Linked DNA regions of Homo sapiens: regions 2, 3 and 4 are each linked to region 1. The links are chromatin loops, found by intact Hi-C in ENCODE. Cell type or tissue: heart left ventricle. All regions are shown on one strand. Region 1 holds the start of ADCY5 (adenylate cyclase 5). Region 2 overlaps ADCY5 (adenylate cyclase 5). Region 3 holds the start of LOC124909420 (a long non-coding RNA gene). Region 4 overlaps HACD2 (3-hydroxyacyl-CoA dehydratase 2).

What was found. Peaks named below come from ENCODE experiments on the same cell type or tissue, not always from the same donor. Only the 100,000 strongest peaks of a DNase experiment are listed, where the experiment ranks them.
Region 2: a loop joins it to region 1, with 2.3 times the contacts of the local background. A loop is called at or near these places in 16 of 110 quality-filtered maps.
Region 3: a loop joins it to region 1, with 2.9 times the contacts of the local background. A loop is called at or near these places in 16 of 110 quality-filtered maps.
Region 4: it touches region 1 in a loop (2.7-fold over the local background); 22 of 110 quality-filtered maps call a loop at or near these places.

What each region holds. Positions count from the first base shown.
Region 1 is chr3:123,444,158-123,452,157 of GRCh38, forward strand. ADCY5 (adenylate cyclase 5) reads right to left here and starts at 4,933. Exons shown (of 21, transcript NM_183357.3): 1 at 3,255-4,933. The coding sequence starts at 4,388. RefSeq lists an enhancer at 3,095-3,994. In heart left ventricle, CTCF peaks have their summits at 806 and 3,886; DNase peaks (open chromatin) are centred at 4,054, 4,677, 5,164, 5,604 and 1 weaker place; H3K4me3 peaks cover 6,458 bases; H3K27ac peaks cover 6,135 bases; H3K27me3 peaks cover 1,419 bases.
Region 2 is chr3:123,370,232-123,378,231 of GRCh38, forward strand. The region is part of intron 1 of ADCY5 (adenylate cyclase 5); the gene reads right to left. Among named protein-coding and RNA genes, the nearest start is that of ADCY5, 75 kb to the right of the region's middle. In heart left ventricle, no CTCF peak of the experiment used is centred here; a DNase peak (open chromatin) is centred at 3,400; H3K27ac peaks cover 7,835 bases.
Region 3 is chr3:123,382,665-123,390,664 of GRCh38, forward strand. The region is part of intron 1 of ADCY5 (adenylate cyclase 5); the gene reads right to left. LOC124909420 (a long non-coding RNA gene) reads left to right here and starts at 3,182. Exons shown (of 2, transcript XR_007096035.1): 1 at 3,182-3,264; 2 at 4,081-4,431. RefSeq lists enhancers at 3,093-3,593, 3,594-4,094. In heart left ventricle, no CTCF peak of the experiment used is centred here; DNase peaks (open chromatin) are centred at 907, 2,577, 3,577, 4,127 and 1 weaker place; H3K4me3 peaks cover 1,352 bases; H3K27ac peaks cover 8,000 bases.
Region 4 is chr3:123,554,469-123,562,468 of GRCh38, forward strand. The region is part of intron 3 of HACD2 (3-hydroxyacyl-CoA dehydratase 2); the gene reads right to left. Among named protein-coding and RNA genes, the nearest start is that of HACD2, 27 kb to the right of the region's middle. In heart left ventricle, a CTCF peak has its summit at 4,780 (motif pointing left); no DNase peak of the experiment used is centred here.

The DNA.
Region 1 (8,000 bases):
GTGTTTGGCAGATGCTCCAGTGTTATTTATGGTATGGGTGTAGCAGAGGGACTTCTAACAGGCAAAGGAGGAGAAAAAAACAACCCCGTGACGCTCCTACTATACCCCAGCGAGGAGACAGGAGTCGACAGTGAGACAAGAGCACAGCAGAGGCTGAGAGGCCTCGAACAGGGAGGGAGAGATGGGAAAGCAGAGCCTGCAGGAAGGCAGCAGAGAGGTGAGGTGGGCAGACAGTAACAGGGATCAGAGGGAGAGGGAAGAGAAAGGAAGTCAGAGAGGAAAGGAGCAGGCAGAGAGAGAGAAGGAGCCGAGGGGGAGGGTGACAAACACTATGGACAGAGCCAGAGGGATGGAGAAGGGAAGAAACACCATCCCACCAAGAGGGGCTGTGGCACCTTGTGTCCTGTTCCTCCCTTGAGTCAAAACTGTCAGGAGCCACTGGTTAAGAAACCAAATGCTTCTCCTAATTGGAGCCAAGGGCAGAGCCCCACACATAAGAGAGGCTGAAGAAGAATAAAATACACAGGTCAGATAATGATGTTGAGGACCTGAGTAAAGGGGGAGAGGTCCAGCCTTGCAAGAGGAGCAGTGAAGAAATGCCAGTCCAGTTTACTGAGGGCCTACTATGTGTCCAAGCCACCGAAGGGGGAATTCCCAAAGCCCCAACATAGGAACTGCTCATTGCCACCCATTTCCCTGGACATGTGTCTCAACAAAGAAAAGAACAAGGCATCTAATCCCAACCACTCTTACATGCCTGCTGTTCTGGAGTAACCTGAGGCAGAGGTTAATGCTGGACTTCCCCCACCAGCCAGCAGGGTTTGCTCAAGAAAGACAAATTTTATATGAGGCATAATCAAAAGGGTAAATCAAGTACAAACAAAAAAAGATACAGTTTTCTCTGAAGCCAAATAGAGGAAATGTTTGCATTCCCTTGTCTTGAACCACTCATAACAAGCTCTGCACCACTCAGGGAAGATCATATAAAGTAAGTGTAAATCCACCCAAAATCCTACAGCCTTGCAAAAGTCTAAAGACCACAGTGGGTAAAAGAACAGGGTAGGAGCCAGTGGGGGTGGGGAGAGAAGGGAGAGGGATTTGCCTAAGGAACCAGAAGGAGAAGTCAGTCAGACAGACACTCTGTTGCTGCAATGGTATTTTCATGCTAAGGTGGAATTGGGGCCCCCCCCAAGGCTCAGCACCCCTTTCCTGGGATCTGACTCCAACCCCCCTCAGGAGAAACCATACCTACAGCTGTAATCAGACCCTGTGTCCCAAGTCTGGTTCACAAAATACCCTGAACTATCCTGAAAATCTCCATATGGATGACATGCCCCTTCCTCTGCAGAAAAGCTACATCCACCCAAATCAGGAGCAGTCCCCAAAGATACAACAACCATCTGAAAGCACGAGTCCTCGGGTCAAAAGAGTTGGGGCTTTTATAAGCACTAACAATGGTAGTAACTTTTAAACCACCACCTCTCAAAAGTCTTCTGCAAAGCTGGTCTCTAAAGATTTTTTTTTTCTTCTCATCTCAGATCTGAAAAAACTTTTAACTTAGCATCAACAGCCCCACTTACTCCATTCACTGGACCCCAACTATATTGGCAAGCAGTTATTAAATCCCTACTAAGTATTCTGCACTGTGCTTAGGTAAGGGTGAGAGAATAGAGGAGGAAAAACACATACACCTTGGGATTTGTGCATCCATGGAGGTTACACTGGACAGACAGCAAAACAAGTGGACACTGGAAAATGAATAAGTGCTCCACTCTGTGCCTCTGACTCTATTGTTAATCATACAGAAGACCACGAGGTCAGTGTGGCTGGAATGGAAGAAGAAGGTTCCTTGCAGGGGTACAGCTTGGGGCAGAGGACGTTAGAAGTGGAAGGGACATAAACATTCCTCTCATTCTCTAGAAAAGGTAGCAAAGGCCCAGAGAGCTTGTGTGTCCCCTCCGTCCCAGTCACAGAGCACCCTGCAGGTTCAGCTAGAGCCCAGAGCCCTGAAACCCATAACAGTGCTATTCTCTATGGAAGAATACTATGTCCAGGAAGCCAGGGGACACAGGAGAGCAACTCAAGAAAGATGCGGTACTCAAGAGGATAAAAGTCTAAGAGAAGGCACTAGAAGAGGGGAGACAGAGGAAGGCAATGACAATGGAAAACCCTTAAGAGGTTCTATTCGAGAAGGCAGACACCAGTGGGCAGATGTGTGCACTGGGGTCCAAGGTGAAGAGACTTGCCTGTAGCAAGGGCCCAGTGGACTCTCACAGTGGAGCAGCATGCAAACAAGCAGGTTCAGAAGCAATCATGGATGAGGACCAGGAAACCAGACCACAGGACACTAAAGGGAGATATGGTATGGATGGCAGGGGGGCTCCTCTCACCCTGAGGTCAGGATAGCCAACATGCCCCTCTCACAGAAGCCTTTAAGAGAGTCACCAGCTAACCAGGCAAAAGTTGTATTTCTTCCTGAACCTGCAGTTCTAGACTCACCCAACAAATCCCAGCAGGGATAAAATGTCCCTACCACAAGCAATGACCAGGGGCACCCACTTGAAGGGGTCATGATGTTCAACAACAGCTTTCTGCTCAGGCCGGAAGGGGAATTGCCACCACACACATCTCGGAGGCTCCTTCCCACTTTAGCGAAGGGCAGGTTTTTGGCTTGGGGCGCTCTGCTAACTGAAACAAACTTGTCAGTCCTTCTGCAAGTTCAGGGATATCTCCAGCTACCAAATCCCCAGCCTTAGACAGGTGGCAGGCTCATGCTACCTCCTCCTTACCACTGAGCAAGGGGTGCAGGGTGTCCCCTCACCAACCCTCTATCCAGGGCTGGATTAACAAAGCAGCAGTGGCACTCACGAGGGGGTGGCTGCTAGAGGGTCCAGCCACTTTCGTTAGGGGCCTTTTGTATATAGGAACAGAAGCTCAGGAAGAGATGGGAAACACTCCTTATAATTTTCTCCTCCAACCTTCCTCACTGCATTCCCACAGTGATGGCTACAGTTCAGTACACGTTATCTAAGGGGCAAGGAACACTGCAAACGACACAAGGGCACTCTTTTTGTAAATGAAGCCGCTGGGGCTCAGAGTGGGGTAAGAAGCTCCCAAATAGCCTACATGGCCGAGCCCTGTCTCTCTGGCTCTTTTCACCATTCGAAAGGGTGAGGGTGGGATCCCTTTCTTTGGAGTCCAGCTGAGGCCTGCCCGCCCCGCAATCCAGTCCCGGTGGCCAGGTCGGCCCCTACCTGCTTCAGCAGGAACTGGTCCTGGGCGTTGGTGCGCAGGGCGATGGCCAGGTGGAGGGCGGACAGGAGCACCCCGCTGAGCACTGCGGCCCGCATGCGCACGGGCAGCAGCGTGTAGATGGTGTAGATGAAGAACACGGTCCACCAGATGCCCTCAGAGGCGCTGCGTGGCTGCGGCAGCAGCAGGCCCACCACCTGGACGGCCAGCACCACGGCGATGAGCGCATAGCAGGCCAGGCCCATGTGGTCCTGGTGGAAGGCGGCGCGGTTGCAAAGCACAGCCATGATGAGGATCACGCCGACGGCGGCCGCCAGCACGGCCAGGTAGGGCAGCTGGAGCGGGGGCCGCGCCGCGTGGAAGGCCAACATGACCAGGCACACGAGCACCAGCACGGCCATGAGCATGGTGAGGCTGCTCTGGTTCAGGCGGAAGAAGTAGCGCTGGTACAGCCGCTCCAGTTTGTCCGACGGGAACTTCTTGGAGCGGAATATCTGCAGCAACGCCAGGCAGCAGGCGCCCAGGGACAGCACCGCGCCGGGCCCCGCGCCCGAGCCCGAGTCCGCCGAGCTGCCGCCATCCCCGGACCCCTCGCCGCCCTCGACGGCGCCGGCCTCCAGCTCGTCGGCCGCGCGCCCCTTGCCCCGCCGCTCCTCCAGACCCACCTCCACCGAGCGAGGGCGCACCTCCGTCCCGCCCGCCGAGGCAGCCGCCGCCGCCGAGCCGCCGCCGCCGCCCGCAGGGGGCGCCCGGGTGCTGCCCCCGCTGGCCGCGCCCCGCCGCTGCCGGCGGCTGCCGCGACCGCAGTCGTCGCCGCCGCGCTCCTGCCAGGCGGACTTGGAGCGGAAGCTGAAGCCGAAGCCCCCGGCCAGGGGGTCGTCACCGCTCAGCGGAGGATCGTCGTCGTCGTCGCTGCGCCAGCGGCTGGCCAGGCGCTGCTGCTGCTGCGGGGTCACCGCCCCCCCGGGTTTCTTGGTGGAGCCGCGGGCAGAGCCCCCGGGGGCATGGGGGTAGCCATTCGCGCGGGAATCGGCCTCGCCCCACGCAGAGCGGTGTTCGGGGCCTCCCCGGGGCGCCGGCGCCGCAGTCTTCTGCGCCGCGTAGCCCGGGGGGCTCACGCTTTTGGAGCCGGACATCCCCCCCTCGGCCTCGTCGTCTCCTTCCTCCTCCCCCGGAAGCCGGGCCGGGGGTCTCCAAGGGGAGGGCGGACGGCCGAGCAGGGGGACCAGGCTAGGGTCACACGTCGGGGGCGGCCCGGGGCCCTGCGCTGCAGCGGGGCATCTTGGCACCCCCGTCCTGAGCGGAGGAGGAGGGCACAGCCCCGAGGTGAGAAGTAGCTGAGGATCCGCGTCAGAAGTCCCAGGTCCGAAATGGAGTTGCCTCCGAGGTGGGGTCGCAGGGACTGGTCTGGCTGCTGCTGCGCCGCACGCGGAGAGACGTCCGGGATCCTGGCTCGCGTCGAGCTCGACGAGGGCCGGAGTTGCGGACGAGACGGGACGGAGTGGTGTCCTTGCGGGCGGTGCCTCCTCGGGCCGGCAGTGCCCGGGCGCGGCGCTCGCTGATTCCGCCTAAGCGGAGCCCAGCTGCTCTCGGGGCTCGGCGGCGGCGAGGGCGGCTCGGCGGGGGTCCCGGCGAAGAGACACTGCGGGTGCGCTTTCCTCGCAGCGGACTGGGAGCGACTGGGAGGTGCGGGCGCCAGCCAGCATTATTTTCTTACGAGGGGTGGGGAGGTGGGATGGGAGGTGGAGAGGACGGGGGAGGGGGCGACGGGCGGAGCAACAGCTCCGGAGCCCCGGGGGGGAGGGTCCTGGAGCCCGGGGGGGCCGTTGCCCGCATCCCCCACCTCTCGCGGCGAGAGTGGATGCGTGGCCCCGGCGAAAGCCGAGCCGAGCCTTCGGCGCGTCCGCGCAGGGGGCGGGGTCCGGGTCAGGGACCGGCTCCTGCGGTGCGGCCCTTCCCCTCTCGCCTCTCCCTTTCCCGCAAACGGAGCGGGGCCGGCCGGGACCTGCCGGCCCGGAGAGCTGTCGCGCCCGCTTCGCAAGCCCCAAGCTCCTCGTCGCCGGCTGCGGGCCCACCGCGGCCGGCGCGGAACGACTAGGCGGAGGACGGAATCCGGCGCAGCGCTGCCGCGGTTCTGCCCCGACGCAGGCAGGCTTCTCCCGGGGAGTAAGGCATCCAGAGATCCAGCGCCGGGGCTCAGAAGCAGCCGGCCCAGAGGGGCCCGCCTGAGAGCCGCGGCGCCCGAGAGGCGCTCCGGGGGGGCCCGCGGGAGCCCGGCTCAGGGCGCGCCATGCACGCTTCGGGCCCTGCGCCGCTCCGGCCGCTCGCGCCGCTCCTCCCTTCTCGCCCGCTCGCCGCCGCCGGAGAGCCCTCCGCATCCCCTCCTCCCGCTGCCTCCCCGCCCCCCGCGCCGCCCGGGCCTCGGCTCACAGCCGCGCGAGGCCGCCTCCGCCCCCGGCCTGGCCATGGCCCCAGCCTCGGCGCCCCGCGGGCATCCTCAGGCCTGGCCGCGGGCACCCCAGTTCCCCTTCCTCACCTAAAATTCTCGCTGCGCCCCTCCCTCCCTGGGACTAGGAGCCGCATCCAGCCTGCGGTCCCGTCACCAGACCTGGGTGGAGCGCGGTCTTCCCCCGCCCCCGGCCAGGGCTCCAGCGCCCCCAGTCCTAGCTCCCCTCTTTTGTATCCCCCTTTAATCCCCCTCCCCCCATTTAACCCAACTTCAGCCCCGGCGCTGCGCCCCCCTTCCCTGGCCCGGCTCGATTGGCCGCTTCCGGAGCTGTCAGACTACAGTCCGGCGCTCTTATTGGGCGATTCTCTGGCCCGGCGGCTGTGCCAAAGGAGGGCGCACCGGGTGGGGGGCGCCTGGGCAGCGAGTGCCTCAAGGAGAAGGAGAACAGAGTCCCTGGAGGGGTCTCAGGGGCCGGAGAGCCAGACCCGGAAATGGACAGGGGAGATGCAGAAACAGGACTTCTGAGACGCAGGAAGACAGTGATGGAAAAGATGGTGATGCAGTGGGTGAGGCCGATGCAGCCGGGGCGGGGCGGACAGGGAGGCTTTGGTGGGTAGTTACCAGGAGAAAGCCCCACAGTGAACACTGGAAACACCTGGCTTTTATAAAGCGCTCTTTGCCTGTTCGTAAAGTCTCATAAATCTCACTTGGTTCCCGTCAGTAATCCTAGGATGAGACAGAGGACAGAGACCGTGTAGCTATTCCCAGCTTATAGATGCAGAAACTGAGGCTCTGGGAGCTTATTCAACTTGCTATAGGTCACACAGGTCTACTAACTTGGCACCCAAAGGTCCTTCGTCAGCGCCAGACTGCCTCCCTAACCTAACAAGGTGTTAGCAGGAAGGATGGGCACCTGAGCAAGCTGGCGTGCCCACTTGGGGGGAAGCAGGGGAAGGGGAAAATGGCTAGATACACAGCACCAGCCACAAGAGGCAGGAATGGAGAGAAGGATTCGACTGCTAGGCAAAAAGGACGTAGGCCTGTAGAATGATGTGTCTACCCAATTCCCTTTGCCCCCAAGCTGTCCTGCTGGAGTTCTGACAGTCTAAACCCTGGAGAGGTGGGAGACCACACTCCTACCCAGCCTGGGGGTAAACAGCTTTTACTTTCCCCTTCTTCATCCTCCAACTCTCTCCCCAGAGCTTCTGACAGGGAGCCTAGAGGTCTAAGTGAGCTTCCTTCTTTGTCTCTCTCTGCTGGTCATCTCTGCAGACTGGAAGATAAACCTTGCCAGAGTTACAAATTGGGAGGAGAAAAATTCCAAGAGGTCAGAATAAACTAACCCTTGGGTAATCCAGCCTTTGAGTATTCCACTATTAGCCAAGTTGTAAAAAAAAACATGAATTTAGTCAATAAAAATTCTAGAGAACCCTCAATGTACAAAGCATTGTGCTAGTTGCTACCAGGATAGAGAGATGACCAAACTCTAGACCGGGAACAAGTCGAACAAGTCAGTGACGGAGAAGAGCTAGCCACTATCTCTAGGTCAGAGCAAAGTTCTGGGTTCAATAGAAGTGCAAACAGCACCTCGGGCATTCAGAGAGAGGGGGTGTCACTTCCCACTGTGAGGGCCAAACAAGGGCCTGGAAGTCAAACCTGGGTCTAGCAGGGAAGGATGTCTAAGAAAGGGAGGATGGACTAATTAATATTTACTAAGCAACTGTTGTATGTCTGTAAACATTTTATTGTCAGATAACTATTCTGAGGAAGGTTATCCCCACTATAAAGATGAGAAAACAGACTTAGGGAATCAAAAAGTTTGTCCAGCCAGGCATGGTGGCTCATGCCTGTAACCCCAGCACTTTGGGAGGCTGAGGCAGGCAGATCATCTGAGGTCTGGCGCTCATGACCAGCCTGGCCAACATGGTGAAACCCGTCTCTACTAAAAATACAAAAATTAGCCGGGCGTGGCGGTGTGAGCCTGTAATCCTACTCTGGAGGCTGAGGCAGGAGAATCACTTGAATCCGGGAGGTGGAGGTTGCAGTGAGCCGAGATCATGCCATTGCACTCCAGCCTGGTTGACAGAATGAGACTCTGTCTCAAAAAAAAAATAAAAAATAAAAAGGCCGGGCATGGTGGCTCACGACTCTAATCCTAGCACTTTGGGAGGCCAAGGCAGGCGGATCACGAGGTCAAGAGATCGAAACCATCCTGGCCAACGTGGTGAAACCCTGTCTCTACTAAAAATACAAAAATTAGCTAGGCGTGGTGGTGTGTGCCTGTAGTCCCAGCTACTTG
Region 2 (8,000 bases), 74 kb before region 1:
GATTATCACACCACCGCCCCCTTTAGAATAATTAAGATTAACCGTTTTATTTAAAAATAATAATTTTTAAAAGGCTGTGGCAGAGACTGTAAGTTGTCCAACTAAATTCCTTGCCCTGTTCTTCCCAGGCAATACACAGTCACTGGGCACATGGCTGCCCAGCCACAGACAGCATTTCTCAGCCCCTCTTGCAGCAAGGTGTGGTCATGACTATGCCAGTGGGGTATGAATGGAAGTGCTACATGCAGCTCCCATGTCACCTCCCATCCCATTATCAAACACGTTCTTCTGGGCTACAACATAGATAGGCTCCAAACCCAGCTTTGACCATATGAATGAGGATAATGTCCTTAGAAGTGGTGGAGCAACCCCATGGAACTGAATCATCCTACCAACCTGGACCCCATCACTTTGAGACTATGACACAAGAGAAATAAATTCCCATCTTCTTAAGGCCACTGTATTTTGGTATCTCTTTGTTACGGCAGCTTAGCCTTGACCCCAATACACCTGCAAACAGCAGAGGTTTCTAGGTCTGAGTATCAAGATGGCAAGCCCCTATCCCATCCCTCCCTCCCCTTTGCCCTCTCCGTTCCTCCCCCACTTCCTCCTCCTCCCTTCCCACCACGTGCTCTGGGGCAGAAGGGAGAAATCACAACACACAGGGCACACAAAGCCAAGGGAAGGCAGGATGAGGCTGGAGGTGTGAAAACACTAAGGCCACTCCAAGAATGGTTGAAGGCATCTGAGCAGTGCTCCTGACAAGACCTGGGACTAAGCCCAGAAACCAGAGCAGAGACAAAGCAGACAGAGGGGCTGATTCTCAAGACGGAAGGAAGCACAGTGGCCAGACTCTGCACGGTAACAAACAGCGGCCCAGAGGAAAGAAGGAGTGAGCTCTGCAGTATCTCAAGAAGACGAAGCATGCTGTGGGGAAAACGTGGGATCTGGTTAGGACCTGGTATCAAAGCTCCAAGTTCACATCCTTTTTCCCCTGTGTGGTGGTGACTGAGTAACTTAACCTTAGTAAACCTCAGAATCTTCTCCTACAAAATAGGGATGATACTATCTACTTCTCAAGGACTGTGTAAAGATTAAGATGATGGACTAAATAAGGTGATAATATAAAATGTCAGGAAAGCAATTATTCTTCCACTGCCTATCTAGGTTTAGTAAAAGCAAGAAACTGAGAGCTCCAACCAGTCGATCGCAGTCCCCTGAGGAGAGTGGAGAAGATAAGAACATCGGCAATTTGTCAACTGTCTTGAAGCACCAGGCACAGGCCTGGGTGCTTTACCAGAGTACTGTCTCCCAGGGGAAGTGGCACGCGGCCGGACCCAAGCCGGGTTCTGGTCCTGAGCCTCGGGGCATTGCACATGGCAGCCGGTATCTCTCAGCCAGGCCTGGAGGATGGGGCAAGAGCTGGGGATGAGGCTGCCACTTCTGCACCCATTGTGGGCAATGCCTCAGGGCACTCCCCATCAGCAGCGAAGGCCAGGCCAGGTGTGGGTAGCATGGGATCTGAAGCTCAGTTTCCTGCCTGATTGTCCCCCACCCCCACCCCTGCATATCTACACAGTGAAGGGCAGAAAAGCAAAAGGTGCCCCAGGGCCTCCCCTCAGGGATAGCTGGGCCCTGGGCTGCTCCTAAGCCAGATTTGGGGCAGGGGAGAGGGGAGTGAGGGGATTTGAAGAAGGTGGGCAGGCGAAGTCCCTGGGGTCTGCAGTGAGCACAGAGGAGGGCTTGGGGGCTTGGGGCCCTGCCCCACCTTCTGCTGGGCCATTATGCAGAACCTTTGCCTCTTAGCCCCTTGTTCATTCAGCTGGTGTTCCTCTGCACTTGCTGACACTGCACTTACTGCTGGACTTGTCCAGGAGCCCTGGTTGTCTCCTGAAAGGTGAGCCTCCATGCTGGCCCAACACTTCTCTCACCTCAATTTGCCCCATGTTCTCTGCTCGAGGGCCCTAAACATTGATGCTCGTAATCCTAGCTGCCAAAGGACAGGCATCCATCAACCCCCAGCCCCAGGGACCCCCTCACCTCTCTCCCAGGACTCAGAAGCAGCCCACACTGCTCTGACCCCCAACACATAAGCAGAGAATGACATTCCCCAGGATGCAGGAAGATCCAGGGAAACATCACAATGCCCAACTGGGCAGGCTATCAGCCCACGCATGGCACCCACATCCTGAGGGCACCCAGGCAAGGAGATAGGAGAGTGTCCCTTTTCCTCCCTATTTGGAGGAAGCAGCACCCCTTCCCAGAGGGAAAAAGCCCCGAGTCCTCAGAAAGGCAGACTGGAGTGGAATTTAAGCCCACGACACCAGATGCTATTCCTGGCCACATGCCTAAGATGACAGAGCAAGAGTACCTCAAGAGAAACACACATGCCTGCCTCCCACCCCTAAAACCACTGGGTGCCTGTGCCCCACACCAGCAACAAGGGCAGGTAAGCCCATCTGGGCAAGAGGCTGGCAACAGGATCATTCCTGAAAGTCAGCTGTCAGTCAAAGTCTGCACCAAGGAAGCTGCTATGAGAAGAAACCCTGGGTGTGTCCTTTGTACTCTGCTATCCTAAGCAAATGACCACTCCGTTAAAAAATCAGCATTGGCAAGTCTGAACGTGTGTCAACTGGTTTTTAAAATTTTTTAAAAGAAGGCCACAGCTACAGCAGAAAGTAGAGCCAACAAAGCCACCTTTGAACCCAGACAAGCTGAACCCTGACAAGCAGAGGAAAAGGCAGGGATACTGCGAGAGGTGGCAATGCAACACTCAACCACCTGTTCTCTCCTGCCCGGTTAAGGTTCTCATTCACTCTAGGAATTATCCACAGCAAACCATTCCTCCAAAGCCAGCTAGGCTGGGGCCAAGTCTCATGGAGCTGCCAGTACCTCCACAGCACCTAGCATGCAGCAGGTATTCAATAAATGTTCGAGTAGGAACAGGGGCACACAAATCAAGTAATGACTGGTGTGTCCCAATCACAGCCATTTCCAGGCAGCTGGTATGTACATGAGGAATACAGACTGATCTGACTTCAGCATGAGCCAAAAATAATGAAGAGAGGAAGTCTGCTATAAATCATCTAGCGCATTTAGAAGTCCTCTGTCGCTGGGCATTATCCATGCCATTGGCTTTCCTGCTTAATGCAGCAAACTGGATTGATACCAGAGGGATGGAGAACTCTTCTTGGAGTCTCCAAGTCTCAGCTGGGCTGCCCCAAGAGCCAAAACAGAACTGGAAGGATGAAGGCCACGGAAGGGACAGATTCTCACGCCCCCATCCATAGGGTCTCACAGAAACGACTCCTTGCCCTGAAGGACGCTGGGGAGTTAGGACAGAGGTCCTTGACAAAGGAGTGAGTCAGGTCCCTGTTGTGAGCACCCCAAGTGCTAGCACAAGTCACTTAAGCTAAATTGCTCTTGTCAAAACAAGCCCTCTGCCAGCACTCACGAGGCTGGGCCCGGCTTTCATCACCGACACTTGCTGAGCTGTGGAATTTAGCCAACAGGCCAGAAGCATCACGCCCCCCCCCCCCCGACCCCCCCGCAGGTAGCAGAGGATCAGGACTGGCGAAGCATAGGCTCTGGGCTGGAGCTTTACTCCCATTTCTACCACAGGGTGATTTGGCAACCTTGGGAAACATCTCTTTACCTTTTGGTTCCTATAAAATCAGGATAGGGCTTCCGCATATTCGATGGAGAAGTTTCTAGTGATCATATGGTCAACTCCCAAATCTCCATATTAAGGGAGGCAACAGTACATGGGCAGCACCATGGGACATAAGCACTCATGGTTAAGGTAGAAAACACAGGAGAAACCACACAAGTGGATGCTGAAGAATGACATGGCTAAGTTCAGATTGCAAATGCCTCTGTCGGCCAAAGAGGTCAAGACAGGCATCAGGGAGGGGGTAAGGTTTGGGCTGGGAGCTGAGTAGGGTTGGGGTGTGGAGGGGAAACTTTTGAATGAAAACAACAGTCCTCAAAAAATCACAGCACAGGTGGGGCAGTGAAGAGGCCACCATAGCAGGATCAGAGAGCGACAGATGATGAAGCTGCATCAGTCAAATGGCCCAGATGGTGAACCACTGTCTGCCAGGATGGGAAGCTTGGCTTGGTCCCACAAGCAATAAGGAGCCACTACAAGCTGGTAATGGGGGTTGTTTCATGATATTTAATAACAGCTACTGTCTACCAGATGCTTACAGTGTGCAGGTATAGCCTCATCTAATCCTCGGGACAACACTATGGGCTGGGTGTAATTAGAATTCTCATTTTACAGACAAAAAGAAAGTGAGGCACAGTGAAGTTAAGCAACTCGCTCCAGGCCACACAGCTAGGAAGTAGTGGCACTGGAACTTGAACCAGGGCCAACTGACTCTGAAACCCATGGTCTTAATCACTGTGCTACACTGGCTCCACCCCAGAAGGAAGAACTATTTGTCTTCTTTGGCAAAAGGGGGGCAGCAGCATCTGTCTGGAGGCTGGGTCTGCAGACTAGGAATGCTGCTGCACTCAAGAGACGGGGCTGGGGCTGGGAGGGAGGGATGAATCCAATAGATTCTATAAGGGAAGTACTGGCAAGATTTGGGACTGACCCACCCAAGCCTGGGGAAACTTGAATGTTTATGGAGACCTTGACAGAGACGGAAAGTTGAGAAGGACACCAATTATGGGGCACATGATGAGCTCACACTGAAGGGTTGAGAAGTGCCCATCAATGGGCACTCATATCTCTCCTTGAGAAGTTCCTCTTCTCCCTCTAACTTAGACTTCACCTGCAGCCCAGGTCTTCACAAATTACCCTCCAGAGGAATTAAGCCTCTCACCATCTGTCAGCCCCTTCACAGGCCCCATCCCCTGGTGACACCTCCACCCCTGCCCCCAGCCCTTTTTCAAGGGCAGCACATCTGTCCCGAGGAGAAAGGGCTGGGATCTGGTTAGTGTCGGCTCACTGCTGAGAAGTTCGACGTGGAGGACTCATTTATCTTCCAGTCTGTGTGTGTGAAAGTATGCATGAGTGTGTCAAGAACCTGCAGATATAAACAGCTCTGCCTCAGAGAAGGAAGCATACTCTCATTTTTCCTCAGTGGACGACAAACAGAGATAAACCAGACGCTAAGTTTTCTCAGGTCCTGTTGCCAGTAATCTCAGCCAAGGGGGCACTGGCAGGGCATGCTTCCTGAAGACTCTGGGACCCAGTGGTCCTCAAGGCATCACCCCAACAGCTCAGTGCACCCTGTTTTTGGGCTCAGCCACCAGTCTGGGGCAGGCCCCCCATTCCCAGTTCTCAGAGCAATCTGGAGAATGAGGGATATTTATAATCCAAGGTCAGCTGGCGCCATCTTGCTTCTTGGGAAAGAATGTCTTCAGCTAAGAGTCTGCCCCAAGAATGCTCGAGGGGTCAGAGGGACGAGAGGTCTCCAGCAGGCCAGTCATTCTAACAGCTTATTTCATCCTTCAGTGTTTCCTGAGGGCCAACTGTGCTGGGCACTCTGGCATGTGGGGGATGCTGGATAGGGCATTTGTGTAGCAAGTGGATAGCTGAAAGGCTGGGCAGAGTGACCACGAGGGCCTCATTTAGCCCTGGGTAGTGAATGCCTGTTCACCTGTCCATGTCAGTATGTCTGTCCTACTATTCTAGTGATTCTTAGGTACGCACTGTGAGGAAGGCAGCCCACAGTCCCAGAGCTGGGACTCCACGCGAGCCTTTGGAGCATGGCGGGAATCATGGTACTGATGGTGATGAGGAGTTTTAACCCAAAAGCTGTTGAGAGCATGTGTGCAGTAGCCCTGAAAGGCCTTAATCCGCCTGCTCACCAGGGCAAAGGCTGCCCGGGTGCAAGGGAGACTGGAGGTCTGCTGGGCAGTCCTGCCTGTTTCAGCGGGATTGTGACTAAGGCAGCCCTCAGTTTGGGGGCCCACAGAATTGAAGAGCAAGGAAATGCCAAGAGTGTAGCTGAGATGGCCACAGTTAAGCTAAGGGGCTACTGCACACATGCTCTCAACAGCTTTTGGGTTAAAACTCCTCATCACCATCGCTGCCATGATTCCTGCCACGCTCCAAAGGCCTGCGTGGAGTCCCAGCTCTGGGACGGTGGACTGTCTTCCTCACAGTGAGTGCCTAAGAATCACTAGGACAGCTAAGGGGTTCTTGGCCTTCGTGCATTTGTAAGAGAAATCAAAATTTCTTCAAGGAGGAGCATATGTTCTTTCTGCCTGAGGCCCAGGGTGGTCTCCAAGTCCAGACTGTATATTTTTGAGAAAAGTGTCATTAGAAGGAGGGGACACCTATTCCTAGAGGTCTCACCCCACTCAGGGCCTCAGGACACTGTCTGCTGAGTGGAAATCACCGCCAGCCAATGGGCCACCCTCCTACTATGTGTGTGCCCACAGAGGCCCAAAATAAATAACAATGAACGCCTCAACCTTAGTCCCAGGTGGCCCCAGAGCAGAGTGGCTGGCGTGAGTGAAGATGATGAACTGGCCAGAAGGAGGATGAGAATGGGGAACAAAAGTCTGGGCAGGCAGGAGGGGGAAACCAGGACGAGCCCTCAGCAAGACCAGGCAGGAAGATTACTTTTCACTGAAATAGTCCCAAAGCCTAATTTTAGACAATAGTTCCTTTCTCCACTAGCATTCTTCCAAGAACTAGGTTTTGTATTCAGTGAACTCCTGTCATCCCCTGGGGGAAGCTGCATCCTCTGGTGTTTGGAGTGCTTTTTCTCTGTGCTGAGCCAAACAATGAGGAGATGTGCCCCAGCAAGAAGAGGGAAGGCTCGGCTCCAGCCCTTCTAAAATTGCACGCGTGTTCTCCGCCACACACACACACCTGTCCACCTCCAGCTGACAAGCGCACAGCAGACAAGAGCTGGAGCTCCACACAGCAGCCACGATGATCTTCTCAAAACACACATCGGATCATGTAAACTGCACTTCCTCTCCCACTTCAAACTTTGATAGAACTTCCAAGTCTCTTGGAATAAAAGCTCCTTAATTCAGCTCTCCGGGCTCGAGTCATCTGGCTCCTTCTGCTCTCCAGTGTCATCTCACACCACTTCTTGTTATCACTGCCCCTGGCTCCAGTCCCTGCTCCATCCTAACAGGGCTTCTGCATGTGCCAGCCCCTCTCCCAAGAAAACCCCACCCCACCTTTCTTTGCCCAGTTACCTCCTACTCTTCCTGTGGACTCAGCCAATATTCAATTCCTCTGAAAAGCTTCTCTGACCTCTCAGAGTGGGTCCCCCCACAACAGCCATCATAGGCCCACACCTCCCTCCCTCTGAGTGCTGTGGTCAGCCACCATTCTATCATGACCAGTGTGATTTTCCATCAGTGTGCAACTTCCCTGCTAGACTGTGAGCTCCATGAGGGCAAGGCCTGTTCTGCTCACCACCTGGGGAAGTTGCATCCTCTGGTGTTCCAAGCATGGAGTGCTTTTTCTCTGTGTGGAGGCAAACAAGGAGACATAACCCAGCACGAAGAAAGAAGGTGCTTAGCACAATGCCAACCTGGTGAAACCCTGTCTCTACTAAAAATACAAAAATTAGCTGCGTGTGGTGGTGTGTGCCTGTAGTCCCAGCTACTCGGGAGGCTGAGACAGAAGAATCACTTGAACCCGGGAGGCGGAGGTTGCAGTGAGCCGAGATCATGCCACAGCACTCCAGCCTGGGCGAGAGTGCAAGACTCCATCTCAAAAAAAAAAAAAAAAAAACTCAAAAAATATTGCATGAATGAATGGATACATGAATGAATGAACAAACAAAACAATCAAACTGGTATGAGCTTTGGGCACTCTGCAAAGCTTTAAGTAAAAGCACTCAACCAAAGCTTCTGAACAAAGCTAATAACCAGCTCAGGTATAGCAGTCGCCTGCTCTCATTCTCACCATGAGCCCAGAAACCGTTCCTCTCCACCATCCTGATAATCAGCACCCACGTGGTCACTCAACTCTCATCTTCACAGTCTGGCCAAATCCCAGTCCCTGGGAGGGGTGG
Region 3 (8,000 bases), 61 kb before region 1:
GACACAAAAGGACAAATATTGTGGGAAGTACCCGGACTAGTCAAAATCATAGAGACAGAAAGTAGATTAGAGATGACCAAAGGCTGGGGGGAGGAAGGAATGGAGTTGGTGTTTAATGGGTAGAGTTTCTGTTTGGAATGATGAAAAAGTTCTGGAAATGGATTCTGGTAGTGGCTGCCCACCATGGTGAATGTACGTAATGTCTGACTGGCACACTTAAAAACGGTTACAAGATAAATTTTATGTCATATGCATTTTATGACAAAATAAAGAAAAATAAAACAGCATAGGTGGAAGATTCAATTTAACATGAAATCCACTCTGGGCCCTGCACTCCTTCCAGGCCCATATCTCCCACCAGCCATCCTCAGCCTCCCCCACCCCCACCCCATGGCCACCCCAGGGCCCCGAGCCTTGCTAACAGGTGACCCCTGACCACCACGCACAACCAATGGCCAAGTCCCAGCCCCGTCCTGGTAGGGGTGAGTGGGTAGACAGGGACACACACGTAAACAGGAATGCAGCCCAGGCCGTAGGGAGGAGTCGCATTTTGGAAATCTGAGCCCTGCTCCCAGGACTAGAAATTCCAGGGAAGCCAAGTCAGTAGCCATAGTGTGTGTCAGAAAGGGAGGGAGGAGGCATCATTCCCTCTGCAGCCAGGCCCACAGCTGCCCTCCTCGCCTCCTCGGGAATGTGAAGTACGTCCCTGTGGCCGTGCACTTGAGGCAAGCGCGAAGGCCCACTCTCTCCACTCATGGCTTTATGTGGCAACTGTCAAGGCTTAGCGGGGAGGGGTAAGATTCTTCTGATCGCCTGGGAAAATGTGAAGATGCTCACAGCTCAGCCTCAATGCCACGGTGAGGTAGATAGGGGCTGCCCTGGTATTCCAGGCTCCCACCTTACTGGAGATGGACAAGCTCTTTAGGGAGAGGAATGCCAGATGGCAAAGTGCCCGCCCACGGGGCTAATTTTAGGCTCATCTCCACAGCAGCAACAGCGACGGCTCCCTGTGCAGAGCCCCCTGCACATCTCAGCTAGGGGGTTTAAACTACTGGGCAACCCAGAGGGAAAGGAAAATGTACACAAGCCCATATCCACATCCACACATGCAGGCAGGCACACACACACACATACACGCACACACACCCTTCCTCAAGGTGCACGTGCACACACACACACTTCCTCAAGGCACGCACACACACACACAAACACACACACACTCTTCCTCAAGGTGCACACACACACCCTTCCTCAAGGCATGCACACACACACACACACCCTTCTGCAAGGCACGTGCGCGCGCGCACACACACACACAAACACACACCCACCCTTCCTCAAGGGTGGCCTTGTAAATGATCTTTTCTGCCCTGCAGAGGGTAAGGGAGTCTGTCCATGCTCCCGGGACAGTAATGACTGCTCCTTAGTCCCTGCAGTTGTGAACCCAATAAGAAACTCCCAAATGTTATTACCATGTGACCCTTAAGATTCCTGAGTCAGAGGGCCTGATGTCACTAGGCCCCAAGAAAAGACCCTGAGGGAGATTTAAAAATAAACAGCCTTTAGCTCACAAGTACAGGTGGGACCTGCTGTCCCCTCTGACAACAGAACAGGTTGGCTGGACAGTACATATTATCAAGGACTTGGGTTAGACTTGAGGGTGAATCTTCCAACCCAGGGGAACCAAAAACATGGAGCTACAGAGGCTCCTCTGGCACAATGACTGAGTCGCCCTGGGTCAGGGCGAGTGCAGCCACCCGCAGACAGCAAGTTGGCTCCATGGCCCCAGAAGCGAAGCCCTGCTGGTATTTTCGCCACTCCTTGCTATGCCCTTTATATACATTACCTCGGGCTCTTGCCCAGGTCACAAGGGCCGGAACTAGGACTCAAAGCCAGGTGTGTCCACAGACACTGCCCTTCCTCTGACCCCAGAACCAAGCTCCAGGGGACTGCTGGACCATCTAAATTTCACTACGCCCACAGATTATTCCTGTGTTGCCCCCTCCCCAGTAAAGCCAAGGGAACTAGCCTCAAGCTCCAGGGCACCTCTTCTTTCCCACCTTCCCACTCTGAAGTGCAGCTCTGCAGACAGTCTCTGAATCCCAAGTTTTCTAACTTGGGAAGCATGAAGAGGCCACTAGTACCACTCTGATTTCCTTGTTATTCCTGGAGCCAACCTTTGTCCTAGGACCCCTCGGCCCGGGAGAGGAAGGGGGACAACAGGACTGTCAGAGGGTGCAGGCACAAAGGAGGACCAGCCCTTCAGTCTCCTTGAAGTCCCTGGGACCCCACCCTGGTCCTCAAAGTCATAATATTTACAGGGAACACTGCAAAGCCAGCCACCCAGCAGCTCTGCCTGGCAAGTTACCGCAAACAGCAGATGGCTCTGAACAATCTGAACGCAGGCCCCCCTCTCCTTACAGCCGGCACCCCAGCCCACCCCCGGTAAGTAAATAAACAAGCAAGAAACTCCAGAACCAGGCAGAAGCACAGCTCTGGATGGCTCTATCTAAGCAAGCTGCCCTTCCTGCAGAGGCCACCCTGGAGCCAGAACCACACATTCACACTGCAGGGGAAAGCCGGTACACATCCTTCTAGGGGCAAAAAATGTCCACTGCAGACACACACGCACACACACACACACACGCACGCACGACCAGTGCTGTAGTCTGTGTGTGGCTGTGAGTATGTGGGAGCAGGGCAAGTAGAGGGGATGGAGAAAGGAGAGGGAGGGAACGTTAATAGAGCCAAAGTGCTTATTTTATTAAAACCTTTTATAAATAAGCCTCACTTAGCCCCAGCCAGACACATAGTCTTGGTGCCTAAAATCATGACTCCTCTACATTCTGGAGACCTAGATGGTGAGACAGGGGTGTGTACAGGGTGGGAGAGGAAACCCACCAAAGTTCTGAATGCCTACCCCTGCCCCTCCAGCTCCCAGAACTCCTGCATGGGGACCCATCCAGCCGCAAGTTAGCTAGAAAAGCTGGAGTCCAAATGCCACTATAACACTTACTGGCTGTGTGATCTTGGACAAGTTACTTAACCTCTCTGTGCTTCAGTTTCTCATCTGTAAAATGGAGAATAATATCTGTAATCAAGAGCTGCAGAGTTAAAGTAGATACTAGCTATCAGGATAATTCTCCCATTTTTCGTTTTTCTTACCTCTCTCTATAGTCTACAAAAAAGACTTCTTTCGTGGACAGGCTGAGAATCATCGTCACCACCATCACCCTGTATCTAATCCCAAGACGGCTCTCCAGGGTAGGTGCTCTTATCCCTATCTTATTGATGAAGACACTGAGGCTCAGAAAGGTTCTGACACTGACCTGAGGTCAAAGCCTAAGTGACAGCGCCACAGGACCGTCAAAGAGGCAGAGCGTGAGAGCCCAAGCAGGCCCATGGAAAGGCTTCCAGAAGATGCAGCTCTCCTCAGAACTCCAGGCCAGGAGGAGGTCAGGAAAGGCTCAAAGGCATGAATGAGCCCGAAGCAGCTCAGCTTTAGGTGGACAGGAGGGCACAGGGCCAGCTGCCAAGCTGGGTGACTCAGCCTTGACACTTTTCTCCTCCTGGGGCCCAGGCACTGAGCCCTGGCTCCCCTCATCCTCGGCAGAGGCCACCATCCTTAACGTCAACCAGGAGCCCCGAGGCCCAGTGAGAGAGACCCCACGGCATACCAGTGGCTCCAGGGATCCTATCTTCCACCCTGGCCATCTCTTGGCTTCTCAGAACACTGTCCTTCATGCTGCCACTCCCCACCCATATGTGCTCTCTGGAAGGAACTGGGGTGCCCCCAGAACTGGCCCATCTTCTACTTAGGAGACATGTTTCAATTTGCTCAGCATAGTCTCGTTATGCCTATTGTCTGGAACAAATTATTAACAGCACCCTCTCTCCTTCCACTCTCAAAAGAGTCCTGGTTTTGCTGCTAAATCATATGGTCACCATACCCCGACCCTCCCTCAAGGCTACCTGAGCCATGGGCCCAAATCTGTTAGCCAAGGAGGGGCACCTCACCCTCCTTGGGCAGTTTCAAGGACGTCCAGGAAACACCCCTGACCAGTCTTTTTTACTTTGCAGGCTGCAGAAACTTTCTTCCCACGCTGCCTGCCAGCGCCCCCGACCCCACCCCGTTTCCTGTAACTTCTCCTAGATATAGCCCAGCTGGGTCTTCTCATCATAATGCAAATGACCCAAGGTCTTAAGCCCGTCAGCGTGGAAGGGAACCTCCAGCAGAAACCGGCCACTCCAAAACAGAGAAAGACGACAGCCAGAGCCATGACCCAGCACAGCTCATGCAAACACTAGGATCCATAAGAAAGTGCTGGACCTTCAAGGAGAGGAGAAACAGGTACTCCCTCAGGCTCCAGTCCATTCATTTCTTCACTACTTCATTCATTCAACAAAAACTGATTAAATTACCGGGTTCAAGGCTGCGTCCCTATAATCAATGGTACAAATATAACAACCCACAGAATTAGGATGTAGATACACACAGACACATGTATGTGTATACACAGATTTTATTATTCATGTGTGTGGGTTGTGAGAGCTATTCCAAGAATAATCTGAAAATCATTGGTATCAGGCTTTGAAATGCATCGATGCTTTTTAATACATTTACCTCCTTGGTGATGTTTGAGCCCATGTGATATTTATTACATTGTTATTTAAATGAGCCTAGACTCTGAGACCTCTTCTACTTTCATAGAAAATGCCAGGGTTGGGGAAACTAGCCAGGGGAAAAAAAATCAATCCAGCCAAATCCATTGACTTGGGAGTAGGTATTAATTGCCCAGGATTTTATCAGCACAGCAGGAGGCTGGGGGTAAACTACAGAGTGCAAAGTAGGTGACAGTAACAACAACAACAAAAAATACAAATCTACAAGGCCGCAGAGAAGCTCATCTCTTACCTAGGAGGACATTCATCCTGACCCGGCCCAGCCCAGTCATAGACAAACATGAGATATTCAAATCAAGGGAAATAGTAACCCCCCTTAAAAAGGCCTATTGCAGATGCAAAAAAGAATTTCCTTTCAACACAACATTAATTAGGCAAACATGTACTAAACCCAATGGCAGGCCAGGCACTCTGCTAGGACTGGCAACATCAGCAATAAATAAGGCCTATCTTGGGTTTTGAGACACATCCAGTCTAGGAGGAGACAGATAAAACCAGGAGAGTACAACAGCTGGTCACGGTGTGTGGTCACACAGGAGCACCAGAAAGGAAAGGAAAGAGTCCATCCCTGAATGCTGGAAGGTGACCCAGGAAGGCTTCCCAGAGAAGGTGATATTTGAGGTGGGTTCTGGAATGCAGATGAGTAGCAAAGGGGGACAAGACACTGGAGGGACAGAAAGCATTCTAGAGAAGCTTGGCAGAAGAGAACAGCTGTTCAGGGGTGTAGGGAAGATGGGGGGAAGCCAGTATTTTGGGCCAGAATGGCAAGGAAGTGATGTGCTCAGACCTGAATTTTGGAAATGTCGCATTACAGCTGTATGGAAGGTGGCCCAGAGCTAAGTAAAAGGCTGCGCAATGGTCCAGATGAGAGATGATGAAGGTCTAACCAGGGCAGGTTGGGAGGGGCCGCGGAGGTTGGAGGAATGGAGGGGACGTTTCAGAGCCAAACCCATCAGCACTGTATGACCAACTGAAAGTGGGAGGCGAGGAGAGGGAGTTGTCAAGGATGACTTCAGTTTCTAAGCAGGCAACAGGGAGAATGACAGGAAATAAGACAGAGAAGAGAGGCAGTGGAGGAGCCGGTCTCCGTGAGGACAGTGGGGTGGATGAGTGAGGGGTACACATGATGGGTTTAAGGTACCCCAGGGAGCAATAACTAACAGGCAGCTGGAAATGTGCAGGTGCATCTCCGGAGAGGCTGGGCCAGAGGGACAGATATGGGGAGGGTTAACAAAATCACAGAGATGGACAAAATGAGCTGGAAGAAAAGAGCCCAAGATGGAGCCCTGGGAAAAACAAATGCTTGAGGAGGAAAAGAAAAGAGGAGGCCAAAACAACAGACAGAGTGGGAACAGCCAAAGAAAGACAAGAATGGGAGTGGGGCCAGAGCAAGCAGTGCCAGGTGAAGGAGACCCATCATGTGGCAGCCAGGGGCCCCCAATATGAGCGGCAAGGGCTGCTTTCACCATGAGGGTCCTCTGTGAGATTGGGGAGGCACATACGCTGAGAACTATCCTGTCAAGAGGGCCAGTGGGGAGTTGGAGGAGAGAGACGTGAGAGATGGAGGCACGCCAGGGAGTGAAGGAGGTGTTTCTATACTGGGGACCTGTGTCCCTAGTTAGCCTCTACAGGAGGGACCTGGGGAAGGAGGCGGGGCGGGAGGCCAGGAGTCATGGAAGGAAGGAGGGAGGAAGGTGGCCAGAAGGAAAGAATGGAGGCCAGGTCAAAGGAGGGAATGCCTTGGGCAGGAGAAGGAACTGGGCTGCTCTGAGAAGCCAGGAGGTGCAGGACGTCGGCTGAGATGGAGAGGGAAGGCTTATGACGTCCTCAATGAGGCAGGAAGTTTATCTGCAAAAACATGAGGGCTTGGTGGAGACACAGGACTGGGAGCTACAGAGAGGACAGCAGTGAGGGCTCAGATCGGCCACTCTGGAGAAGAGGATATGACTAAAACAGCAAATCTCCTCAGAAGATCCTTGCCAAAATGTCTGGCCCAGGAGAGGAACTGGTTCAGAAGAGTTAGGAACGCAGCTTCGAGACTTTCCTCTGGACTAGGATTTGTAGTCCTGACCACTCTCCCTGCCTCAATCTTCAAACCACTTTTTCCCAATACCAGTAGGGTCCATTTGTACAGGGAGAGTTTTCGCAAAAGAGAGCTAAGCACCCCCACACCCCTGCTGCGAGCACACACACATGCGCACACACACGTTCCACACCATGCTGGCCACTCCTGGTTCCATACAGGCCCACATCTGTTTCTTGCTCTTGGTGAAGCCCCCAGCAGAGCGGCACATGTGGAGAGGCATGTGACAAGCAGATGAGAGGGACACTAACCCTGAGGTTAGAAAAACCTATAACTTTCCCCCTCGCTGACCACAGGGTCAGTCAACTCTACCAGAATTAAGTGCTTCTCTGTCCGTGGCTCTGAATAGGACAAACTCCAGCCTGAAGTGAATACCACCAAAAACTAATTTAACGGACAGTGCACAGATGTCCATGCAGGCCTTCTGAGCTGCAACTACAAAAAACAAATGGTGCAGTGCTCGCTGGGGAGCTTAGCTCTATGGGGGGCTACAAATAGCCCTTAGCCTTCCTCAAGAGTGGAGAGAGGAGAGGTACAATGAGGGCAAAGCCGTAGGAAGGGCCTGGCTTCCTACAGGGCCTGTACAGGGCTGGGTGCACCAGGACAGAGCAGGTGTTCCCGGTGATGGGGGTGAGGATGACTGCCAATCCCTGAGCCATCACGATGCCAGTTTCAGTCTCAGGCCAGGAAGCTGGACAGACACTTTGGGCCATCAGCTAGAGGAGAGAGGCCGTCCCCTACGACCCTTCCCCAGCAGATGCAGCTCACAGCCAAGCCTGGCTTTTTCTTGTGGAAAAATGGGGGAAGAAGAGGGAGCTGGTCATACCTGGATGCTGTGCTAGTGGCCGGATGTCAAAGCAGCCTTTATAATCCCCTTGATTGCCCAGTTTGGTGTCCATCTTTTGCTCACCCTAAATGAATGCCTCCACTGCGTCTTCAAGCCCATTTCCCTCCTGTGCCCTCTGGTGGAATGAGCCATGGAGGGCCACCTCCTCATGGGAGACCTGTTTGGCAGGAGCTCTGCTGCCAGGTGAACAGGTGGCCTGTGGGAGCCTAGATCCTCCTAAAATGGTTTTGAGCTTTCTCTGCATCCACAGAGGTGCATTTCCCTGCAGGAAGGATGATACATGCTTAGATTTTTCAGAGGCCCAAAGGAAGATAAAAAGTTGCTTTGGGGGATTAAAAGACACCATGGAGTAAAGACAGAGGGCTGGGCTTGGCCTCCCCTGGGGCG
Region 4 (8,000 bases), 110 kb after region 1:
GCCACTGCACTCCAGCCTGGGCAACACAGTGAGACCCCATCTCTCGAAAAAAAATTAAAGAAAATAAAGAAAACACATCAGGTAGGCAAATACAGCAAATATAACAGAGTATGTAGCAATTATAACATAAATGTAACAGAGTAAGATAAACATACCTGTCATATCAAAAACTATGAACGAGCTTAACTCACCTATTATATGAAAGATTTTCAAACTGGCTCACAAAACAAAACCCAACTCTATGCTAATATTAAAGTGATTGATTAAGGGACACAAAATAAAAGAATGCACAAGGGCATATCAGGCAAATGGAAACAAAAGAAAGTAGAGGGTCATGATTTTGATTCCGATAAAGTAAGATTTAAGACAAAAAAGCATTAAATCTGACAGACTTTTTTAAATGCTAAAGTCACAACTGACAATGAAGAAATAACAGTTATAAATATTTATGCATCAAATAACATAGCAACAACTTTTGCTAAAGCAATTGCTATAGAAGATGCAAGGAAAATTAGAAACACATTAATACTTAGAGATGTTAACAACATTATCATTCTAAGTGCAAGACAGGTCAAGCAGACAAAAAAATAAGTAAGGATACAGAAGAACTTAAAAAAATAGACATTGAATTTTATACCCTGATAGTAAAAATGAAGTAGAAAGTGTATATGCCTTCAAAATTGGTTGGGGAGAAAACTGAGCTAGGAATAATTTTATCTTATTGAGTAAAGAATATGAAGAATGTCATACTGGAAGTCTTAGCCAGTGCAGTAAGACAAGAAAAAGAAATAAAAGGTAAATAAACTGAAAAGCAAGAAATAAAACTGTCTTTGTTCAAAGATGATATGATTATCTATATAGAAGATCTCAAAGAATCTACAAACACACACACACACAAAATCCTAGAACTAATAAGCAAGTATAGCAAGGTCACAGGATATAAGATCAATATATGAAGGTCAATTGCCTTTCTCTGTACCAGCAATGAACCACCAAAATTTTAAAGTTAAAAAAAAATCATTTATACTAACACCAAATAAAAACACATATAACTCTAACAAAACAGAGAATTGCTATGTGAAAAACTGCAAAACAATGATAAAAGAAATCAAAGATCTAAATAAGTGGAGAAATATTATATGTCTGTGGATTGAAAGAGTCAATATTGTTAAGGTGTCAATTATTCCCGACTTGCTCTATAGATTCAACACAATCCCACTCAAAATCCCAGGAAGCTATTTTGTAGATGTTGACAAAAAGATTCCAAAGTTCATATGGAAAGGCAAAAGACCCATACAATACTGAAAAAAGAAGGAATAAAGTTAGAGGACTTCTACTACCAGATTTTAAGACTTATAATCAAGGTAATCCTGGTATTGGCAAAATAATAAACATATACATCAATAGAACAGAGGGGCCAGAAATAGATCCAGCAATAACTGATCTTTGACAATGGCATAAAGACAACGCAATGGAGAAAGAATAGACTTTTCAACAAATCGTGCCGAACAACTGGATGACTATATGTAAAAAAATAAATAAATAAAACTAGACACAGACCTGACACCTTTCACAAAAATTAACTCAAAATGGATCACAGACTGAGGCGGGAGGATCACCTGAGGCCAGGAATTTGAGACTGGTGTGGGCAACACAGCAAGACCCCATCTCTAAAAAATAAATTGAGGCCGGGTGAAGTGGCTCATGCCTGTAATTCCAGCACTTTGGGAGGCCAAGGCAGGCAGATCTATTGACCCCAGGAGTTCAAGACCATCCCTGGCAACACGGAGAAGTCCCATCTCTACAAAAAGCACAAAAACTAGCCAAGTGTGGTGGTGCACGCCTGTAGTCCCAGCTGCTTGGGAAGCTGAGGTGGGAGGATCACCTGAGCCCTGCAGATCAAGGCTGCAGCGAGCCATGACCATGACACTGCACTCCAGCCTGGGTGACAGAGCAAGACTCCGTCTCAAAAAAAAAAAAAAAATGATATACAATAGATGTGCATATTTTCAGGGTACATGTGATATTTTGACATATTCATGTAATATGTAAAGATCAAATCAGGGTAATCGAGATATCTATAGTAACAAGTTTTCAGACACAATACCAAAGCACAATCCATGAAAGGGAAAACTGGTTAAGTTGTACATTATTAAATTTAAAAATCTGTGCTTCCTCAAAGACACTATTAAAAGAATCAAAAGACAAGCCCCAGAGCAAGAGAAAATATTTGCTGAACACCTGTCTGATAAAGAATTTGTATCCAAAATATAGAAAGAATTCTTAAATCTCAACAAAAAAACAATCCAACTGAAAAATGAGCAAAGACCTGAATAGACACCTTGCCCCAAAAGATGACAAATGAGCATATGAAAAGATGTGCCATAGCATTTGTCATTAGAGAAATAAAAATTAAAACAACAACTACCACTACACGCCTATTAGAATGTCTGAAGTCCAACAAACTGGCAAACTGGACTTGACTAAAATTAAAAATTTCTGCTCCGCAAAAGATACTGTAAAGGGAATAAAAAGACAAGCCTCAGACCAGGAGAAAATATTTGCAAAAGATAATATTTGACAAAGGACTGTTATCCTAAACTTAAAAAGACCCTAAAACAGGGGTCCCCAGTCCCTGGGCTGCGCAGCAGGAGAGCAGCAGGTGAGTGAGTATCACTGCCTGAGCTCCACCTCCTGTCAGATCAGCAGCAGTGTTAGATTCTCATAGGAGCATGAACCCTAGTGTCAACTGTGCATTCAAGGGACCTAGGTTGAGTGCTCCTTATGAGAATCTAATGCCTGATGATCTGAAGTGAAACAATTTCATCCCAAAACCACCCCCTCCCCTTATCCCCAGTCCATGGAAAAAATGTCTTTCACGAAACCAGTCCCTGGTGCCAAAGAGGTTGTGGACCGCTGCCTTAAAAGATACTTTACCAGGCTGAGGTGGGAGGGTCACTTGAGGCCAAGACCAGCTTGAGAAAGATAGCAAGATCCCATCTGTACAAAAAATTAAAAAAATTAGCTGGGCATGGTGGCTCACACCTGTAGTCCCAGCTACTTGGGAGGCTGGGGCAGGAGGATCACTTGAGCCCAGGAGTTCAAGGCTACAGTGAGCTATGATTGCTCCACTGCACTCCAGCCTGGATGACAGAGTGAGACTGTCTCAAAAAAATAAACAACAAAAAACACCTCATCAAAGAGGACCTACAGATGCAAATAAGCATATTAAAAGATGCTCTACGTCATGTATAATCAATACACCACTACACACCTATTAGAAGGGTCAAAATCCAGAGCACTGACAATACCAAACGCAGCAGAGGATGTGGAATAAGAAACTCTCATTCATTACTCTTGGGAAAGCAAAACGGTACAGACACTTTAGAAGACTGTTTGGCAGATTCTTACAAAACTAAACATACCCTTAGCATATAATCTAGCAATCATGCTCTTTGGTATTTATCCAAAGGATTTGAAAACTTGCATCTGCACAAAAACCTGCACACAAATGTCCATAGCAGCTTTATTCACAATTGGCAAAACCTGGTAGCAACCAAGATGTACTTTACTAGGAGAATGGGTAAATTGTGGTACATCCAGACAACGGGGTATTATTCAGTGCTAAAATGAAATGGGCTATCAAGCCATGAAAAGACATGGAGAAAACTTAAACACATATTACTAAGTCAAAGAAGTCGGTCTGAAAAGGCTGCATACTGTATGACATTCTGGAAAAGGCAAAACCATGGAGACAGTGGAAAGATCAATGGCTTCCAGGGCTCTGGGGGATAAACAGGTAGAGTACAGAAGATTTTTAAGACAAGCCCCAGAGTGGGAGTGAAAACACTCTGTATGACAGTATAATATTAGATATATGTCATTATAAATTTGTCCAAACCCAACGATTGTACAATGCTAAGAGTGAACTATGGGCTTTGGACAAAAATGATGTGTCAATGTACATTAATCAATTGTAACAAATGTACTACTCTGGTTGGGGATGTTGATAATGGGAGACTATGCATGCGTGGAGGAAGGGGGCCTATGGGACATGTCTGTACCTTCCTCTCAATTTTGCTGTGAACCTAAAACTGCTCTAAAAAAATAGCATATTTTTAAAAATTAATGGAAAGATGTTTACAGTGAATGAAGAGAAAAAAAATCCTCTCCCAAGAAAAGGAAACTGAACTATAAAAATGACATATCACGGTCATACAAATTTTCCGAAGCTTTCTTGCTCCCTTTTAACACATTGTTCAACTCCTGCCACAGAAGCATAAATCAAATTATTCTTTGGCTAAAAGATGACTCAAGTTTTCACTTTTTGGTTCAACAGGATTTACTCAACTTGGTAACTACTTGGTGTTCCCAACTTTGCAGGACTAACCTTGCTTTTGAAGCTAAGAATAGGTGTAAGGTTGACTTCAGACTATCACAAACCATCGCACCAAAGAACTGCTGAAATATGGCACCCATTTTCATCAAGCAAATCAAACTCATGTTGGATTTAAAGGTATCTTATGCTTTACAATTAAGAAATATTTATAAAATAATCTCCATCAGGGCAATGTAGACAGCTCCAGCTTTTCCTTACCTCGAATCTTAAGGATCAAGTCATCAGACAGTGATAGAAAAACATCCATTTCTATTTTCTCTGCTTAACTTGCTCATTCCTCAGTTTCAGCTATTGATTAATTACTATCTATTTTTATTAGAAGTCATCCCGAAGCCCTATAATTTCTGAGAAAAATCTCCTTACTAATACAAGGGTGCCATCTAGTGGTGACCATAGTAAACGTCTGTTACAGAAAACGTGTTGTGTGTGTCCTCTCTCAATTCTGTATTCTGATGGGACTTTCAAAATTTATCTAGAGGGAAAAAGGTAGTAGAACTACTGTACTTGAAATGAATTTCCAAACACTCATACTTTGGCACGTTTAAACATCTAGCGTACCCTCCTTTTACATCACTACTCAGATCATTGACATTCATTTCTGAAGCAACATCACATTTACAGGTTCACAGAATTTCAGAACGAGTGGCTGTAAGGAATGATAGAGATCATCACGTATTCAGTCCAATGCCCTCGTTTTTCACATGTGGAAACTAGGCCCAGAGGGAAGGTGTCTGACTTGTCAAACGACTAGTAATGTTTCCAACAGGGTGTGCCCTGGGTTGATTTCTGACGGACTGGACAGCCAGCTAATACTATCTCATAGAGAAGGCACCTTAAGGTCTCAATAATAGGTTTCCATTCCAAAGAAAGACTTAGTTGTTCCTGCAGGGACAGCAGAGGATAAAATTCCCTGATCTGGGCTCTCTTCATAGCTTTCCCTTCTGAACTCCAACTAGGCACAGAAATCCTCGGGGACTGTTTTTGCCTCATACTTGGGTGCTGCTCACTGAGTGCTTGCAAAGTGCGAGGTACCAGGTGGTGTATACCTGGGTAAGTCTTCCACCCTCCCTGCTCAGGCTCTTTAGGCTACAAATGAGCATGCTCTATTTCTCTCTTCCTTTCCTTCATCTCAGTTACATTCACACAGAGCAGGGAACAACTAACAGAGCTTGGTGTTCCACGCCAAGGAAACCATATGTACAAAATTATGGAGGTGTGAAAAAGCAAGGTTTATTCAGAGAACAGGGGCTGAAGCTTTGTGTATCAGGAGCACAAGATGCAGGTGCATTTTCTTCTCTCCTTGTCTGGAGGGGAGCAGGGAACATTTGATCAGGAGACAACAGAATGAACCAGAGCTAAGGCAGAGGGAGGCTACTAAGCTGGTCTGGTCTGAAGCGCTTAACTGATTTGGGAAAGATTAAAGTTTGAATATGACCACTTATGGTCTTGACCGTTAGAGCTCCATTGTCAGGATGCTGGAAAACTACTGTATTTGAATAAATGACAAAGGCAGAATTAATTGCAAAGGAGGGGAAGGTTGGATTTGGCAACCTCCTACCCAGGCCTCCAATCTCCCCAGGCGGCTCTCCAGGGGTCAGCCTTAGAAACCTCTAAGCAGGGGAGACAGGCTAGCTGCCTGGCTAGGTTACATCCCTTTCTCCCCCATCCCCCTGCCATCACCACCACTAAACATGCTCCCAGGCAGAAAGCAATATTTAAATCTGAATAAGAAATGTTTGTTATCCATATTTGTGACAGGGGTCCCGGTAAGAACAAGGCTTAAAGAGAGCCAGTAGAAGCTGCGCCAGCCCCCAGAAACTAAAAGGGAGTTAGAGCTTTGGATTAGAAACTTGTTCTTTGGGGATGGTGGTTTTTATACTGTACTGTCTGTATTTTGGGTAATTATTCCTTTTTGTCTCTTTCTTACAATTTGGTAAGGTTCATTTTTAAAATGTCAGCTAAGTGGAAACAATGCAGTAATGTTTCTGTGCCCAGCCACACTGCTGAAGGCTGGGCACAGGTGTGAAAGCAGAATTCCAGGAGAGAGAAATTTGGAGGAATTCCCCCCTTCCCTCTAAGATGCTCTCCTTCCAGAGTTCTCTTCTGCTAAAATTTGGTGGGTTCTGTGTCTGGTTTTAAAAATAAGTGATGGCAGTTCCTTTACAATACTGCATTGTGAATGACTGATAAAAACTTGGCCCTCTCAAAGTAGCGGGGGGGCAGAGGAGGGAGTGTTACAGTTCAAGGGAGGATTCAGTTAGCTCTAATTAGTGGGCTGGAAAGATTTTTTTGGTAGGAAGAGGGGTGGGTCTCCCTAGCGGCTGCTCTGCTTCCTACCTGGCAACCTTTGTTACCTAATAAAATCAGTCTGGAGCCATACGCTACCGATGAATATTAAGGTGATTATGATTTTTTTGGAATTCACTTAAAATTTTTTAATAAAGTGTCTTCTGTTTGAGGGAGGAGTGCAAGCTGGCACACACAGCAAATATCTGAAACCACAAATCCAGGATATCCTAAGTGAAAGGTCTTTTGTCCCTGCCTGTTGATGAAATTAAAGTGCAAATACTAAGCTTTAGATATAACTCTCTGGGCTGTGACTGAGCTACAATTTTCTATCAAAAGAAAACTTCTAGAGTTGGTAGTACAATTTCTGACATGAAAGTTCACTAAATGCACAGTGTCACATCTTACCAAGAGTATCTTCAGTTCCACTACCTGCACCTCTAATCCCCATCCATAAAGAGGGGAACCATATTGCAGAGTCAGCTGAGAACCATAGCCCCCATGCCTCTTCCACAATCTAATCTTGAAGACGACACAGAAAAGATATAACACTTCTTAATACTTCATTCAACACAAATCACACCACATGAATAAAAAACCACAACTCTTCTTTGCAGTATTACGGAAAAAAAAAAAAACATATCTCAGGGTGGGTTTTGGTGTCTGTTTATTTTTTGAGACGGGGTCTCACTCTGTCGCCCAGGCTGGAGTGCAGAGGCACAATTTCGGCTCATTGCAACCTCCGCCTCCTGGGTTCAAGTGATTCTCCCACCTCAGCCTCCCAAGTAGCTGGGACTACAGGCGCCTGCCACCATGTCCAGCTAATTTTTGTACTTTTTGTAGAGACAGGGTTTCACCATGTTGGCCAGGCTGGTCTCAAATTCCTGACCTCAGGTGATCTGCCCGCCTTGGCCTCCCAAAGTACTGGGATTACAGGTGTGAGCCACCACGACTGGCCTATTTTTTAAAATTCTCATTTCTAAAAGGAAAAACACTGAATAAATATAAAAGCTTTGCAAATCTTAGATTGAGGGCTGCAGCCACAGCATTTGAGAAATCCCATCCTTCTATTATCAATACAAAACAAACCACCTACTTTGAAAAAGTTGAGGTGTGGGAACTCATTTACAGCTACACAGAAATGAGCCCCTCCATGGATTTTAGTTGATTGTTTCTGGAGGCCGTATTTGCCAAGTTGCATTGTCACAACCGTGAGCAAGACGCAACCCCAACTCATACTAAGAATGAAGGGCCCTGAAGTGCTCACTTGCAAAGAAATTATAATTTAAGAAAATTAAGAATATGAAAGAGTTAC